3 separate regions of the Homo sapiens genome follow, and regions 1 and 2 are each linked to region 3. The links are chromatin loops, found by intact Hi-C in ENCODE. Cell type or tissue: CD4-positive, alpha-beta T cell. All regions are shown on one strand. Region 1 has its middle 6.0 kb from the start of GRAMD4. Region 2 overlaps TBC1D22A (TBC1 domain family member 22A). Region 3 overlaps GRAMD4 (GRAM domain containing 4).

Region 1 (2,500 bases), 60 kb after region 3:
CTACACACGGGGGAACCTACACGCACAGGGGAACCTACACGCACAGGGGAACCTACACACAGGGGAACCTACACACACAGGGGAACCTGCACACACAGGGGAACCCGCACACACGGGGGAACCTACACAAGGGGGAACCTACACACGGGGAAACCGACACGCACAGCGGAACCTACACATGGGGGAACCCACAAGCACAGGAGAGCCTACACACACAGGGGAACCTACACACAGGGGAACCTGCACACACAGGGGAAGCCGCACACACAGGGGAACCTACACACGGGGGAACCTACACGCACAGGGGAACCTACACACGGGGGAACCCACACGCACAGGGGAACCTACACACGGGGGAACCTACATGCACAAGGGAACCTACACACGGGGGAACCTACACACGGGGAAACCGACACGCACAGCGGAACCTACACATGGGGGAACCCACAAGCACAGGAGAGCCTACACACACAGGGGAACCTACACACAGGGGAACCTGCACACACAGGGGAAGCCGCACACACAGGGGAACCTACACACGGGGGAACCTACACGCACAGGGGAACCTACACACGGGGGAACCCACACGCACAGGGGAACCTACACACGGGGGAACCTACATGCACAAGGGAACCTACACACGGGGGAACCTACATGCACAGGGGAACCTACACACGGGGGAAACCAGACGCACAGGGGAACCTACATGCACAGGGGAACCTACACGCACAGGGGAACCTACATGCACAGGGGAAGCTACAAGCACAGGAGAACCTATAAAGCACAGGGGAACCTACACACGGGGGAACCTTCACACGGGGGAACCTACACGCACAGGGGAACCTACACGCACAGGCACATGTCCTATGTTTACTACCTGCGGCACGTATCTGCAAATAATCATGAAATGTGCACTACCCATAAAGTATAAATTCTGGACAGCCAACTGACTCCCACAGAATGCTTTCATGAATTTGTGCTCAAATCCTGTCTCCACGGTTGGCCCCTGGCAGCCACCACCAATGAGCACCACACGGATGCTGGCTGGTGTTTTTGTTTCCGTTTACAAACCACAACAAAGGTGGAAGGGAGACATGCAGGGGAACGCCACCTGTGAGTCTACAACACGGGAAATGTCCTTGCTGAATAAGGTAGCTGCTTTCCAATGGCAGAATATTTTCACAAGGCTTTTACGCCATTCGTAATGAACGGCTACAGACCTCACACAATTTTTAGCTTCATCTGCACGTTAACACTTTCCTCATCAGTTTGGTAAGTCTAGACAACCAACACAAGGAGAAGTGAGGCCCCGAGTGGCAGCAGCGCCCCGCCCTTGGTGCACACACTCCCGCCATGCCAGCGGCCATCATTGCACAGCGTTTCTGCCACGCGCGGCAGGCCCAGGGAACCTCGGCAGCACACGCAATAGTAAAATGCTATCATATGATTCAGAAATGATGGGGTTCGAGTATTCAATGCCTTTGCTTTCAACATAATTGATCTAACTGCAAGTTAATGTATTTTCATTTTTATTAACGGCCAACTCACAGAATTCCTGAAAATCCATCAATCAGCTCCTGGGAACCCGCGTGAGCCGCCTCCAGATCCCTCCTCACACTGCTGCAGCCGCGGCCATGACGGCCATGAGGGCACAGGGCTCCGTGAACAGCAGCAGCCTCCCCTCACCCACCTCCCTCCCAGCAGGCTTGAGACAGATGCGTGAAATAGAAGGTGAGGTCTAAATGCAAAAGAGTTCCTGAGAGGCCCCAAGGGGTCAAAGACAGCCTGGGAAGCAGGAAGCAGCAAGCCGGGCAGCCCGCCTCCAGGGCAGGAGGGGGTGTGTATGGCAGCACTGAAGCCTCGGGGTGGGGTGGGCCCATCTCTGACTCAGGAACAGCAGCCTGACCTCTAGCCCCATCCTGGCACCCTGCCCTCTGCACCATGGAGGCCCCTTCCTGGCCTCCAGGATGCTGCCCAAGCGATGCCCTCTGTCCGAGACGGCCTTCCCAGCCATCGGGTAGCCGCCACCCAGCCCAAGTTACTCTCTACTTCAATCACATCACCCTGCCTGGAGGACCCAAAACCACCACATACCACAGCGACAGCAGCTCGGGGACACAGGGAACACTCGCCTGTGCGGGGCTAGGGGTTGCATCCTGGCCCTCTGTGCCTCCAGCACCGAATGGGGCTGACCCACATCTGCTCCAGTCGCCCTAAGTACCACCGGGGCTGGAGAGCCTCGAGGAGTGGACATGTGTCCCACTATCCACCAGATCATCTCAAGCACAGGCATGCAGTGGGTCGCGGCAGCCGGAAGCCAGGCCCAGGCTGGCCACAGCTGTGTGACCTCGGACAGGGGCCCCTGCTCAGGGCTGTTAGAGGACAACATGAGAGTGCTGGAAGGACTCAGCAACCTGCCCAGCCAGCAGTGGTAACGACAGCAAAAACACAGCCCTACTCTCCAAAAAAGTGTTCCACAAACGCTGCTCTCACGCCCCAT
Region 2 (2,500 bases), 130 kb before region 3:
TGGGGATCCTGCCATACTCGCCCTACTTTCCTTCTCCTATCCCTCACATAGAGAAAATACCACAGTCGCACAATTGCTCAAGTCTGTATCCAATATCCTCATCTACAAAAGAAATTATAAGAAAAAAAAGACAAACATGCAACAGATAAGTTTTTAAGGCGGCTCCTTTAAAACCATACCAAAGACTTACAAACTCTCTTTTAGCATTTGCTTTTAATATTACAGACTAAAAATCACCATTCAACAGAAACAAATCACCTGAAGGAACAGTGAAAGGTTTCCTATTAAACTGAAGATTTACATTACTATGGATAGTAAATAAAATTCCTAATTTTCACCAAATCATATCTAATTTGGTTATTTTAAGCCAAGTGACATCACATGTAGTTCAAATACCACATCGAGCAGGGAACACATCACCCAGAAAAAAGGATGCCGGCAATGCTGTGAAAGTGGGGAGCCAGCGTGTTCACTGAGGCTCTCGCATGCCCTGCCTGAAGCCCAGATCACTCTGCAGATAAAACAGCCGCTGAGAGAGAGCCATTTCTGCTAGTGAGCTCTGAAAAACTGGTAAGAACTGATTAAGAGGGAATAAATTAGAGAGAAAAAGCAAGCACAACTCTAGTTAATACAGCATGTGGAAACAGTGGCAATTTTGGTTTGTTGGTTTTATTATCTTTTCCATTTCTCTAACTTTCAATAACATTTCCGTTAATGATGATCACAGAAACCCTTTAGTGACAAAATGAGCAGAGAAAAGAAATAGGCACAGCTCCTGTCCTAAGTGGGAACACACGGGCAAAAAGGGGCCAAGGCCGGGGGCAAGCTTTGAGGGAAAGCAGAGTAACGGTGATGTGGGGGAAGCCACGGGGGGAAAACGCAAACCCAGAGTCACACGGTTGGGAAAGCCCGTCCTTGGCTCAAGGAGGTGCCATCGCATTGCTGCTGAGCTGCCATTGGATGGTAGTGTCAGTTACTTACCTAGTAAATTTATCTAAGAAACAAAGTAAAACCAGAGACACAGGACCATGTATGCACCAAAAGAAGGCAAGAAAGGTCTAGCTGAAGAGTCAGCGAACCATCAAATGACAAGTACCTACTATGTGACACTCACTGCAGGGGACTTGAGGACAGAGCAGGGCCAGCAAGGATCTGGGTGTGGCTGGGCCAGTGCATGCACAGAAGGACTGTGCAAGCTGGAGTTTGTTCCCTCTGCCCCGGGCCTCTGCATTCAGCAGTTCTAGGTGGCCAGGGGGCTGCCTTCCTTGACAAAGCCCTTCCCTGATGAGACGCCAGGGCAAGGCCGAGTTAGCCAGAGCTTTCATCTTCGTCCCTCACGTTATTCTCTTCTGAGGCTGTGCCTGCCTTTCAGTAAGCACGGTGAACACACACAGACACGCGCAAGTGTAAGCACCCCCCACCCACAAGGCCAACGTGCCCTGCTGTGGTCATGAAGCCCAGGCTGCAAAGACAGCACCTGGCCACTAGAGGGCGACGCTGAACGCTGACGGCCGGGTCGCAAGAACCAACCGCCCTCCCCGCCTCAGCTCCTGGGGGCCGGGCCCCAGCTCCCACAGCAGAAGCGAGATCTCCAACAAGGCCCACAGGAGAGAAAACCGCCGCCCTTCCTCAGGCCTCCAACAGCACCAAGAATGCCCACTGTCTACACTAACCAGAAACGTGTGACCTGGAGGCTGGGAGCCCAGCCCGGGGTGACCCCGGTTCCCAGCCAGCTCTGCCCTCACTGTGGGGCTGGAGGGCAGCCGCCTGTTTAACCTTGTCTCGAGCTCTTCAGCTGTAAACCAGCGATAAGGCCAGCAATCTGGGGCACGCAGGAAGGGGGTGGGGGTGCAGAGGGGGGTCTTTTGGTGGCTGATAACACAGTCTCTACAGCACAGTGCCCAGCACAGAGTGAAGGCCCCCAGTGGCTGTAACCATGGGAGCATTTAAACACACTGCTTTCCCTGGCTCTCTGTTTCATGAGGAGGAGATTTTGTCTCCCCAGTGAAATGCCATCTCTGGAGTGTGTTCTGATTTCTGTGTCTATCGGCTGTTCCCCATCCCTGCAGACCCCAGGCTCTAAGCTATGGGGGTCCTGGCTCTTGCCTTCTCGCCAGTCTACCCAGCTCCAGATTTCATCAGCCCCCGACTCACGCAGCCCACCCCACCCACATCCCCAGCCCACGGCCTCCACTCTTGCCCCCTAGTCTCCCACCCTACTCTGACCCTCCTCCAGCCCCTCCCATGAGCTGCCCAAGGACTCCACGTCGTCCATGGCCACTGGCAACACTCTGCTCAGAAGCAGTCATCGGCTCTTCCTTCCACAGAATAGCAACCGCTTTCTGATGCTCTGCACCGCGCTTTACTCCCCCGGTTCAAAACCTCCCAGAGGCTTCATGCTGTGCTCGAAGTAAAAGCAGAGCTCCTTCTCCTGGACTTCTCAGCCCTGGGGACCTGGTCCCTGCCTGCCTTGCAGGCCTCTCCCCACACCCCACTCAGC
Region 3 (2,500 bases):
GGCCAAGTGTGCCTGCCAGTGCCTCACTGAGCCTTCCCTGCCCCAGAAAACAAGGGACCACAGGCACTTGTGGCCACGCCCACCTGCTCATTCCATGCTACGGTAAAATGCTGAGAAAATGCCCAGAGCGGGCGCGACCATCTGAGCTCCCACCTGAAAACCTGCATCCGAGGCAGGGGCTCAGGGCCCCTGTGCTTTTCTTTATGGGGAGGGTCCCAGATACGAGGGGAACACAGCAGCCAGAGTGGGGCTTGGGTCCTGACCTCCTGGGCTCCAACCCAGCCCCTCCACTTTGAGACACACGGTCCAGGCAAGTGGACCCCAGGGCAGGGGCAGACCCACAGGGACATGGGGACTCAAGTCAAGGAAACGGACCATGGCCGGCCAGCGTGGCCGCGGCGCCCAGATGCTGACAGAGGCTGGCAGAAGTCTATAGGGAAAGCCTCGCCAGCCTCTGTCAGGTGACGAAGAAAACACGGGGGTTAGTGGGGGTGGGTAGGTGCACCAACCTTCTGGATGTCCGTGATGTCCACTAGCTTGATGACTTTGTTCCTCTTTGAGGACCCAGATTTGGAGCTTTCGAAGCACAAGTAACTGGAAGGGGAACGGACAGAGGCGTCGCCTGGCTCTTGAACCAGAGCACGCTCCCACCAGGTGGGGGTCTCCCGGGGCTGCCTCTCAGCCCCCAGTGGGATGGACAGTGGTGCTCCCTTCCCAGCAGACACAGAACCGGTGAAACACTCACGGCCACTGCTCTATATGAGACACTCACGGCCACTGCTCTGTGTGAAACACTCACAGCCACTGCTCTGAGACACTCACGGCCACTGCTCTGAGTGAGACACGGCCACTGCTCTGAGACACTCACGGCCACTGCTCTGAGTGAGACACTCACGGCCACTGCTCTGCATAAGACATTCACAGCCACTGCTCTGAGTGAGACACTCACGGCCACTGCTCTGCATGAGGCACTCAGGGCAACAAGGACTCAGGGCCTCAGCAATAGCAGGTCCCCACACGGTCCCCTCCTTGGGAGACTCTGCCCCTCGTCTCCATGAACTGCTTGGGCCCCAGAGAAGACAGCATCCCCGCCAGCCTGAGGGATGGCAGCAGTACAGCCCAGGCCACGTCCGGCTTGGAGACAACACCTTTTCCCTGGGAGCCCAGACAGCCGGCAAGAGCAGAGCATGGGAGAGGCCATGGCCACCACTCAGGAAAACCTGCACTGGGCCAGCCACGCCATCCCAGGGCCTAGGCAGCCTCCTGCGCCCCCTCCCCTGCAGCCACACAGGGCCCCACGGCTGCACTCACTTCTCCGTGACGTAGAGCACCCCGTTCCTGATGTAGTCCGTGGGCATCTTCCGGTCCCTGTTGATGAGGCAGCAGCGCCAGCCATTCTCGCACACTAATGGGAGAAGGCCCGCCTGTCACACTTTCCACTGGAAGTACCCAGCCTCTGACCTGACGCTGGGACCCAGGAGCCTGACTCTCAGATCCTGACATCCGCCCACCGCGCTCACGTCACACCCACAGTGAGAGGAAGGCGCGCCGGCAAGAGTGAGGTGGCCCCAGAGGGTGGAAAACAGATGTTTCCTCTTCAACAGGCACTGGCAGGGTTTTTAAAGTAAAAGCACCCAGGCAGAGCAGGGAGCAACAGAAGTCACAGTGTGGCCGGGACACCACCTCCAAGACCGGCAGGGTCAGGGCGCTGGGACACCACCTCCACCAAGACCGGCAGGGCCAGGGCTCAGCAGAGGACGAAGCTCCGTTCTCCGCAGCTGCCTCTGCAGCCGCTCATCACACACCTCGAGCTGCCCGGTTTAGTTTAACAGGCCCTCCCTTTGGGAAAGCTGACCTGTCCCCAGGATCCTGAGTCACCTGTCCCCTGGTGGCTCTTGTTTCTCCAGACACGATGGAACCAGGGGCAGACCCCCTGCCAGCGCCCTGCAGGCCCTGAGGCCTCGCCCTGGACTCTCTCCCCAGTGTGTTGCCTGCACGCCTGCTGTCAGGGGAGTGCTGCAGCGTGGGCGGCTCTCCCCACGGGCACGCCCTCCTCCCCTGTAGCCCGCAGAGTCCTCATGACCCCTGGCTCCTGCACTCCTCCTGGGGCAGTGGGATGTGAATGCCATCCTGAGGGCTCCTCTGGCCTGTCACAGGGCGACCCCGTCCTGCATCCACAGCGCCCCCCTCACGGGCCTTCAGTCTGTGTCGGCGCTCGGCCTGGCCTCAGACTCACGGCACACATACCCGCCAGCGGACGCTCGTTTTCTGTCAGATTGAAGATCTCGTGGAAATTGCCCTTCTTGGTGCTGTGGAAGCGACCGGCGTCCTCCTCTTTACCCAGGCCGGCCGGTGCGCTGGGTACGTAGCTCCGTGACGAGGTCGTCTGCAGCTGCCAACGGCAAACAGCGTCGAGGTCAGGCCCGCTGCCCACGCCTGCAGCACCCAGATGTGCTGGCCGCACACACACCTCCCCAAAAGCTGGGATCCAAATTTGGGA

The links. Peaks named below come from ENCODE experiments on the same cell type or tissue, not always from the same donor. Only the 100,000 strongest peaks of a DNase experiment are listed, where the experiment ranks them.
Region 1: a loop joins it to region 3, with 9 times the contacts of the local background. A loop is called at or near these places in 11 of 110 quality-filtered maps.
Region 2: a loop joins it to region 3, with 5 times the contacts of the local background. A loop is called at or near these places in 5 of 110 quality-filtered maps.

What each region holds. Positions count from the first base shown.
Region 1 is chr22:46,613,105-46,615,604 of GRCh38, reverse strand. It overlaps a transcript of GRAMD4 not described here. Among named protein-coding and RNA genes, the nearest start is that of GRAMD4, 6.0 kb to the left of the region's middle. RefSeq lists an enhancer at 2,113-2,252. In CD4-positive, alpha-beta T cell, no CTCF peak of the experiment used is centred here; DNase peaks (open chromatin) are centred at 1,064 and 1,871; H3K4me3 peaks cover 1,934 bases.
Region 2 is chr22:46,802,522-46,805,021 of GRCh38, reverse strand. All of the region lies in intron 4 of TBC1D22A (TBC1 domain family member 22A), which reads right to left. Among named protein-coding and RNA genes, the nearest start is that of TBC1D22A, 41 kb to the right of the region's middle. RefSeq lists enhancers at 1,495-1,544, 1,565-1,734, 1,755-1,804. In CD4-positive, alpha-beta T cell, CTCF peaks have their summits at 1,284 and 1,484 (motif pointing right); a DNase peak (open chromatin) is centred at 1,491.
Region 3 is chr22:46,673,562-46,676,061 of GRCh38, reverse strand. It overlaps GRAMD4 (GRAM domain containing 4), which reads right to left. Exons shown (of 19, transcript NM_015124.5): 15 at 2,248-2,392; 16 at 1,312-1,405; 17 at 510-594. Among named protein-coding and RNA genes, the nearest start is that of GRAMD4, 54 kb to the right of the region's middle. RefSeq lists enhancers at 1,330-1,389, 1,430-1,579, 1,780-1,859. In CD4-positive, alpha-beta T cell, no CTCF peak of the experiment used is centred here; DNase peaks (open chromatin) are centred at 1,471 and 2,101; H3K4me3 peaks cover 1,529 bases; H3K27ac peaks cover 1,838 bases.